Linked DNA regions of Mus musculus: region 1 is linked to region 2. A link is a contact called in ENCODE Hi-C data. All regions are on one chromosome and are shown on one strand. Each heading gives the region's core, a stretch centred on a gene start or an enhancer-like site at or near the end of the contact. The rest is flanking DNA. Distances are from core to core; before and after follow the strand shown. Region 1 holds the start of Crebzf (CREB/ATF bZIP transcription factor). Region 2 holds the start of 4930479H17Rik (a long non-coding RNA gene).

Evidence for each region. Hi-C counts contacts between places; a loop is a spot of excess contacts on that map.
Region 1: a map of T-helper 1 cell shows a loop between it and region 2 (187-fold over the local background). The contact joins the promoter of Crebzf here to the promoter of 4930479H17Rik in region 2. A Hi-C loop is called at or near these places in 2 of 37 maps with a recorded cell type or tissue (T-helper 1 cell and T-helper 17 cell).

The regions. Positions count from the first base shown.
Region 1 is chr7:90,441,109-90,445,401 of GRCm38, forward strand. Crebzf (CREB/ATF bZIP transcription factor) reads left to right here and starts at 1,673. Exons shown (of 1, transcript NM_145151.3): 1 at 1,673-4,293. The coding sequence starts at 1,907. The coding sequence ends at 2,983.
Region 2 is chr7:30,352,247-30,356,839 of GRCm38, forward strand. It overlaps 4930479H17Rik (a long non-coding RNA gene), which reads right to left and starts at 1,700. Exons shown (of 3, transcript XR_881936.2): 1 at 1,005-1,700. Lrfn3 (leucine rich repeat and fibronectin type III domain containing 3) reads right to left here. Exons shown (of 3, transcript NM_175478.2): 3 at 3,268-3,857. The coding sequence ends at 3,392. Gm25259 (a small nuclear RNA gene) reads right to left here; the gene lies at 4,486-4,593.

The DNA of each region.
Region 1 (4,293 bases), core at 423-2,922, about 60 Mb after region 2:
CACTGTCAGTGTCAGAGTGGGCTTTGAGACACTCCAGCCTGCCTGGGGAACTCGGAGTTCCTTCCATAGAGGAAATGGACCCTGCCTGGATTCTGCTCTGCTTCTGTGATGATAATGGACTGAACCTCTGAAAGTGTAAGCCAGCCCCAGTTAAATGTTGTCCTTATAAGAGTTGCCTTGGAGCTGGGCGGTGGTGGTGCATGCCTTTAATCCCAGCACTCAGGAGGCAGAGACAGGCCAGCCTGGTCTACAAAGTGAGTTTCAGGACAGCCAGGGCTATACAGAGAAACCTTGTCTTGAAAAACAAAACAAAACAAAACAAAACAAAACAAAACAAAACAAAACAAAACAAGAGTTGCCTTGGTCATGCTGTCCCTTCACAGCAATGGAAACCCTAATTAAGACATTTGTCTTTATGGAAGATGTCATGCATACTTTTACACAGAGTTTCATGGTGGTCAGGTCATATTGCTGCATACTCTCGATTATCAGCAGGAAACTCTTCCACCAAACTGTGCTTTGCTTAAAAATGCCTAAAATTGGGCTGGTGAGATGGCTCAGTGGGTAAGAGCACCCAACTGCTCTTCCGAAGGTCAGGAGTTCAAATCCCAGCAACCACATGGTGGCTCACAACCATCCGTAATGAGATCTGACTCCCTCTTCTGGAGTGTCTGAGGACAGCTACAGTGTACTTACATATAATAAATAATAAATAAATCTAAAAAAATAAAATAAAATAAAATGATTTAAAAAAAATGCCTAAAATTAAGAACTCTGGGATCATACTCTTGAAGTTTGAATCAACACTGGCTACTCAGTGTGTTAAACTGAATTACATTACTTTGTTTGTCCTGGTGGTTGCAGAAGCCCCCCCCCCCCCCCCCCCCCCCCCCCCCCCCCCCCCCCCCCCCCGCACTATTGGCCCAATGTGTAGTGAGGCTTAAAAGAATTCGTTACATCAGTGCTATGTGCATGAACTCATTGAATAAAAAGTGAAGTGTTTTGTTCAAGACTTGGTCTTTTCAAAAAGCTGGTATTTTAAAAACGGAAAAAGCCTAAGTAACTACCATGACTTGACAAAAGAAAAAAAAAGCAGAAAACAAACAGCAAAACAAGAGACCAGTAAACAAACCAACCACCCACTCTTGGCAAAGGAGCTAATTCTGCAAGTGACCCTTATTGCAAAAACAAATGATAAATAAAAATGATGTAATAATGACAATAATAGCAGTAATAGTATTATGAAAGATCATTTTCTGAGACTAAGGACCTCTGAATGTCGCCTGGGGAGTTAGTGTCAGTACGTGACTGCGTTCCCCAGAATTTGGTAACACTTCTGATTTAAAGTCTTTTGTTTTAACGGGGACTATTTCCTTATGCGTGCTGTTTTTTGCTTGCAGTTTAGAGAGAAACAGCAAAAATAAAAGCGTTCACAAAAACAGTTTTTTTTTAATATAGCTACGTCAAATATGTCTAGATGTCATATTGGATCGAGGAGAGTGGTACCGGGTAGTACCGATGAGTGGGGGGGGGGTGGAAACTAGGTTTTATTGTGTTTTGCCTGCTGCTCCTATGACATCACCGCAAAGCCGAAGTTACTGCACCTCGAAAGCACTCGGAATCTCGCGATACTCTGGCTGGAGCGAAGCGCGTTTTTGTGGGCGGGGTGGGCAGAGAGTAACTTCCGGCCAGGCCGCTGTCTGGGTGGCGCGGCCGAGTCCTCCCCCGGGCCTCGCCGCTTCGCGCTTCCACTGCCTTCCCCCCGCCTCGTGCGGGGGGTTGGGCGGCCGCCGGAGGCCACTCGGACCTTGCCCCGCGCCTGCGGTCGGCCCGGCGCCGTGGCTCTGCGCGCTGGGGGCCCGGGGTCGGAGTGGCTGCGGCCTACCCGGGCCCGCCGCTCAGCCCCATGAGGCACAGCCTGACCAAGCTGCTGGCAGCCTCGGGCCGCGACTTCCCGAGCCGCCGCGACAGCCGGGAGCCGCCCGCCACGCGCGCGCCGCCCCGGGAGCCGAGCGGGGCAGCCGCGGGGGCGGAGACCCCGAGGCCCGGATCGCCTGACCGCGAGCAACCTCACGGGGACGGGGACGGGGGCGAGCCGGAGGCCCGGAGCGGGAGCCGCGGCAGCGTGGCCGTGCGCGCGCCCGCGCCCTCGCCCCTGAAGATGGAGGAGGAGGAGGAGGACGCGATCGCCATGGTCCCCAAGGAAGAGCCGGAGGACATGGACTTTCTCTCCGGGCTGGAGCTGGCCGATCTGCTGGACCCTCGGCAACCGGACTGGCACCTGGAGCCCGGGCTCAGCTCGCCCGGGCCCCTGTCCTCGTCCGGCGGAGGCTCGGAGAGCGGCGGCCTGTTGAGGGGGGACGACGACGACGACACCGCGGCCGCCGAGATGCAGCGCTTCTCCGACTTGCTGCAGAGGCTGTTGAACGGCATCGGAGGCTGCAGCAGCGGCGGTGACCGCGGCGGCGGGGAGAAGAGGCGGAGAAAGTCCCCGGGAGCAGGAGGCGGTGGCGCCAACGACGGCAACCAGGCGGCGACCAAGAGTCCCCGGAAGGCGGCGGCGGCCGCTGCCCGTCTTAATCGGCTCAAGAAGAAGGAGTACGTGATGGGGCTGGAGAGTCGGGTCCGGGGACTGGCAGCCGAGAACCAGGAGCTGCGGGCCGAGAATCGGGAGCTGGGCAAGCGCGTGCAAGCACTGCAGGAGGAGAGTCGCTACCTACGGGCCGTCCTGGCCAACGAGACCGGACTAGCTCGCCTGCTGAGCCGACTGAGCGGCGTGGGACTGCGGCTGACCACCTCCCTCTTCAGAGACTCGCCCGCCGGCGACCACGACTACGCCCTGCCGGTGGGGAAGCAGCCGCCGGAGCCGCGGGAAGAGGACGACGCGGCGGGAGGAGTGTGTCTCCATGTGGACAAGGATAAGGTGTCGGTGGAGTTCTGCTCGGCGTGCGCTCGGAAGGCGTCGTCGTCTCTTAAAATGTAGGGTCAAGTAATCTGCTCTTTATCCGCGTTTACCCCTTTCTCCTCCCTTACACCATGTCAAACACCTTAGTGGGACATCGTCACCGGACGCATTTCAGAGGCGGAAAAAAAAGTAATATTAAATCTTTTAAGTGTTTAGCTAAAAGCATGAATGTGACACTGTAACCAACTCCTAATGATAACCTGTGACTATTAAATCTCTCTGACAGTTTCTTTTTTAGGTGATTTCCTTCCTGCCAGGCTCCGTTGTAGGGGTTACAGAGCAGTCGTTCCCGCCTCACAACCTGGTAAGGATCCATCTCTTCCCGTAACGCTCATGCTCGGCTGCTTAGGCTACTTTAATGGGCAGACATCTCAATGTGTGTGTGTGTGTGATATCTTTTTCTGTTTGTTTTTCTTTTTGAAAGGTGGTGGGAGGGGAATCTTAATTTGGGCCTTGTCCACCCTGGAAACAGACTTGTGCTGGTCATTAATGTACTTAAGTTGCTTCTGGTTGAAATAGCTGTTAAATGTGTCCCCTTGTTCAGAGTTGCGTGTACCTAGCTCTTCTGTCCCCAGTGTGGACATGGCCTTGGATGACATCGGTTCCAACTGTACACAGAAACCTGCTAATAGAGATACAGTTTGGAGACAGTCAAACAGGTGAAGTTGAATGGAAGTTCCGAGTTGTACAAGGTGCAAATTGGAATTCCAATTGTAGAGCAACTTTTCAGAGGTTGACAATAAGTATTGAGGCATGCGCAAATGTGGTATTTTTCTGGAGATGACAAGTCTCCTAAAATACTTAATGAATGCCTTATAGTTTTCAGTAGAAAATGCAGAAATACAGTCTATTTAAAGACCCTAATAGTTCACCACTTGAGAAGTTGGAAATTAACATACCCATCAGATTTCTGTGTTTTAATTAGAAGACGATAAATGAAATGTTTCTTTGAGGACCAGCACAGTAATTACTAATCAATGAGTATGAAGAAATTGTTGAAAGTATTTATTTTTGTTGTATTAAAATTTAGGCTAAATTTCTGTATGATTAGATATTGAAGGTTGTGAAATGTGAATGAAAACATGTAAAGTGAGGCTTCACAAAGAATCTTTTCTCCATATTTCTAAAACTTTTGTCCTATTTAAAAATACTTGTTTAAATTAATGAAATGATCGATACTGTTTTTCCAAAGACGGAAAAGTCTTTCCTTAAAATACTGTTTTTTTGTCCACTTGTCTTAAGTGTGTGTTCTGATGCTCTGAAATGCAAGAGACATTAAATTCTTTGTGAAACATCACTGTTTGATAAAGGATATACGTATTTAGCAT
Region 2 (4,593 bases), core at 450-2,949:
GATTGCTTTGACTAGAGAGGCGATGGGCAGTAGACATCATATCCTGACCTCAGGGAGCGGGTGGCTTCGGCTGGGCAAGGCTATTTAACTTGAAATCCTAGATGCCGGCGGTGTTTGTTTGTGCACAGGGGTGCGGGGCAGTCTGGGTGTCTTGTGAAGTTCCAGGGGACTTTGCTATCACCACTATCATTCTCCATTCACATGCCTCCACACCTGTCGTAGGCTGGTACTGGGTGTGCATCTCCATTCTAGCCCCGTGTACTGGGCCTGGATCCACCTCAACAGCCTCAGCCTCTTTTGGCCTCTATCTGCTGGCTGCCTTGTACTTGGCTTGCCAAAGGTCACTTCTTCCTACAGACAAATCAGCTCTATGGGATGGATCCTGGGATTGGAGACCCGGGCCTCCCCCTCTTCCCCTACTTTCTACAACCTTCCTTCCCTCTCTTCTGGACCAGCTGCTAGTAGTTCACACTGTCCTCTTCGGGGTAGGAAAGGAGGAGCCTGCTGCTGTCATTGATGTCAGCTCAGGTCTAGCCTGGTCTAAGACAGCCTTCTGCCAGAACTGTTGCAGTGTCTTCCTCCTCAGTTTCCCCGTGCTTCCCCTTGGCCCTCCACACACACAAAATCTGCCATGGGAGCTTCCTTGAGATCCGGGAAGATCCTCATAGCCCGGGATCCTCCAGTGGCCAGGAGTGACGGTGCACGCCTGTGATCCTTGGGCTCAGGAGGCCCAGGCAGAAGGGTCATGAGTGAGGTCAGGAAACCTGAGCTAGACAATGAATCCAAACTGGGGCTAATGTTGTGAGAACCCCAACTCAAAGAAAACAAGACAGAAGGAACCTTCAGTGGTTTCTCATGTCAGTTAGAATGGAATCCTCCCTCCTCTGGTGAATTTACAGGGCTTTTACATCGCCCGCTTCCTGCCTGATATTATGACAATTCCCTTCCCTCACTCCATCTCACCTCTGGCTTCCCTCCCTCTCCCTTTTTCTCACAATGCATACCTTATCATATGCCGTTCCATGTCCACTGAACACTGTTCCCACTGCTTGCTAATTACCTCCAGCCTCGGCTTGGGACTTAACTCCTCAGCTGGAGTCAAATCCACCTCTGCTGCCTACACATCCCTATTTAACATTTGTGCGTGTCACAAATGCTGCCAGGGCAGGGCAGGGCAGGGCAGGGCAGGGCAGGGCAGGGCAGGGCAGGGCAGGGCAGGGCAGGGCAGGGCAGGGCAGGGCAGGACTTGTACCCGAATCTGCCCCATGACCTAGCACACAGTTCAAATTTTAACAACAGGTTTATGAACGGTGCACTCTGGCTCCCCCTTAAGGTGGGAGTGGGTATTTCCTAGGTGGCACTGAGCCAGCCTTCCCACTTGCTAACTCCCATGGCCCAAGGCTTATGCTGTGATTTGTTGATAGCCTCACATGATCTTAGCTACTCGAGAGTAACAAAATGACAAAGGACCTCGGGATGCTGCAGGACTGGGGAGCTGAGTGCCTCATCTCCATGGTTAATGGTGGGCATTTTGAAGGTCTCAAGTTCCACCATGAAAAATAGGTTCTGTCATCTCACCAGAACATTCTTTGTACCAAACCGAGAGAATTCCAGTTTACTCTTAGCCTGTCTTCACCCTGATCCTAACATCATCTTACCTCAGGTGACTGACAGGCCCTTCCCCGTCCCCCCCCCCTGCTCCGCCCCCCCCCTGCTGCCATCAGAGAAGCTACTTGCATGGGGGGGGTGCTATTCTTGCTGTTGACCCCATTCCTGCACCTCTAATGAGGCCTGGCCTTTTCCATGCCCAGTGTCTGATCCTATAAACTTCCAGGACACTTGTGTGAGGGGGCCCCGGGCAGTGACACAGTGGGGACCAGCTCAGGAAAGACATGAGGCCAAGTGCTCTGACTCACGCTGAACCAGGGCTCAGTCCCTGTCCACACTCATATCTGCTAGATTGGTTCAATGTGGCACTGACTCTCCACCCCCCAACCCCCCACTGTAACCTTTCCCCTAGCAAACACACCAGTCTCTTGGGACATTTTTCACCTTCACCTCCATGTGCAGCTGCCAAAAGCTTTCCGTTTCTACCTTAAAGACTGAAACCCCAGTAGATGGTTCAATCTTGCGACTGCTCCCAGATTCTTTTGGGTTTTTTTTGGGGGGGGGATGGGTCTCATGCTGAAGTGTCAGCTTTTGAACTACTGGTCTCCTGCCTCTGTCTCCTGAGGTGTGAGGATGATAGGGGTGGGATACTCTGTCTGCTAAGCCCTGCTTTCTATCCTTGGCTCCAACGTCTCCATCTCCCCTCCCCACTCGCCCTCCCCTGGTCCCTCATCTGCAGAGTCCCACCCTGACCACAGAGCATCTCTGCTGTGCCCCTGCTCCCTCGTCCTCAGCCAGGGCAGCCTGGAGGACTTTCCCCTGGCCAGAGCCCAGAGCATCACTCTAGATAAGCCCCTCCCTCATGGTCTCTGAGCACTGTGATCCATCTGCTCACTTTCCTGAATGGCTGTGTCATCCACTCTTCTCTTCCAATGTTTCCCTGGTTGAAGTTGGTCCTGACCCACCCTCACCCCTACATTGGCTTCCCACGGATTCCTTGCCTCTGGTTCACCTCCCTCAAGAAGCACTAGAAACCCACCCACAACCTCCCCCACTCGGCCCCCAGGCATGAAATCCTCCGTGGCTAGCCATCATGAGCACCTCACTCAGATGCTGGCCCCTCCCACCTCACCAGTACCGCAGCAACCCAATGCCTGGTAATACCCAGCCTTTGTTCATGTTATGCCCTCCACCTGGAGCCTTCCCTTCTGCTCTTTGCCCAATGCTCTCCTTCAGATATGCTACTTAGATTACATCCCTCCTCTTCCAGGAAGCCTTCCCTGAACTATACTTCAGGTTCCTCTTCGGTGGTGGGGGGGGCACACAACCCCCTGGGCATCCCTCAACTCTGTATTCTGGAGTATGGCTATCTCAAGACATGTTTCCCACTGGACTGAGGGCAAGGCAGCTTGGGTCAGAGTCCCCAGCACAAGCCACAGCACAGCTCGGTCCCTAGAACGTCCAGTGCTTATATGGATGACTATAGATGACTATCCTCAACTCCTCTGCAGAGACCCCAAGCTGAATGACAGGAAGTGCCTTCCTCAGGGGATGTTCCTCAACCCCCGCCCCCATACCCTCCGCAGCACCCCTCAGTCCCCACAGACAGACAAGGGCAAAGGAACAGCCCGAGCTTAGAAAAATAGGACTTTCTTGTTGTGCCCCGGTGCCCCCGACACCCTCCCCATCAGAGTTTTAAAAACCGTGAGCAATTTGGTGAGTCTGAGGCCAGGTCCCGAGGGGTGTCCCTGGGACCAGAGGAACCATAGAGGTGGGCCCTTGGCTAGGGTCCTGCAGGTTCGTGACTGGGCCCCCAGGGCTCACAGTCCAATTGGACCACAGTATGGGCCCTGGGTGCAGCAGGCTCAGGGGCAGGCGCACTGGGCACGGGCCCGAGCGCTCCGTTGGTCTGGGAGCAAACGCTGCTGACAGGTGCCGTAGCCTTGGCCTTGCCGGGCGGCTGGCCTCCGTGCACCTTGTAACGTAGAAGCAGCACGAAGATGAAGACCAGAACAGAAGCGACGATGACACCTCCCAGCGCTATGATCATGGTGCCGCCCAGGAAGGGTGCGTGCGGTGCAGCACAAGGCCGAAGTGCGGGCTCCGTGGAGAACCGAGCGCAGCCCACTGGCCGCGTGGCCGTTAGCCCGGTGGCGCTGTCCTCATAGACTGCGAGCACACATAGATCATAGGTACGGCCTGACGCCAGATCGGTCAGCAGGAAGGAGCGACTGTCCGCTGGGATCATCCTGAGGGAGGGTGATAGATGGGGTCAGGACTGTGGTCACCCAATACCCAAGATCTATCTGCCCTGTGCCTCCCTCCAGCTAAGTTCCCTGCAGTACAGCTGCCCCATTGCAACCCAGGTCCATCTAACCAGCACCCTGACTTATTTTGCTTAGCTAACACTTAGCATGACGGTCCAGTGGGCTAGCCAACTTCAGTCTCCCACCTAAGGTCCCAATTTTGAGCACCTGTGGATCCCACACCCTATTTCTCTGAAGCCTAAGATATTCCATTCCTCTTTCAGAGATTTATTCCCTAGGCCTGTTAAAGAGCCCCTAACATCCTTCAAGACCCTTTTTGGCACCTTGCCTCCCGCCCTGTTCAGCTAAGTCCTTAGCCTCACCAGCAAAGCTCTGCTTTATGCTAACCCTGTCTGATTCCTGCCCCCTGCCTCCCGGAGTCTTGCTATGTAGCCAAGGCTGGTTCATATCTTGTGAAGGTCCCGCCTCAGCCTCCAGAGTGCTGGAAATAGAACCGTTTTAACACTACACCTGACCAATGGCCCCCTCCCTCTATCCTCCAGCCATCTTTTTGCTAGACTATCTCCCTGTGACTCCTATTTTGCTTTTTATATTTGCTTTCTGCCCTTGAGGTGGGGGCACCATTCCTGGACTACTGCAACACCAAATCAAGGAGTATCTTGGACACAGCAAGCTGCTGCTCCATCTCCCAGCTCCCCAAAAAATCCATTTAATATAT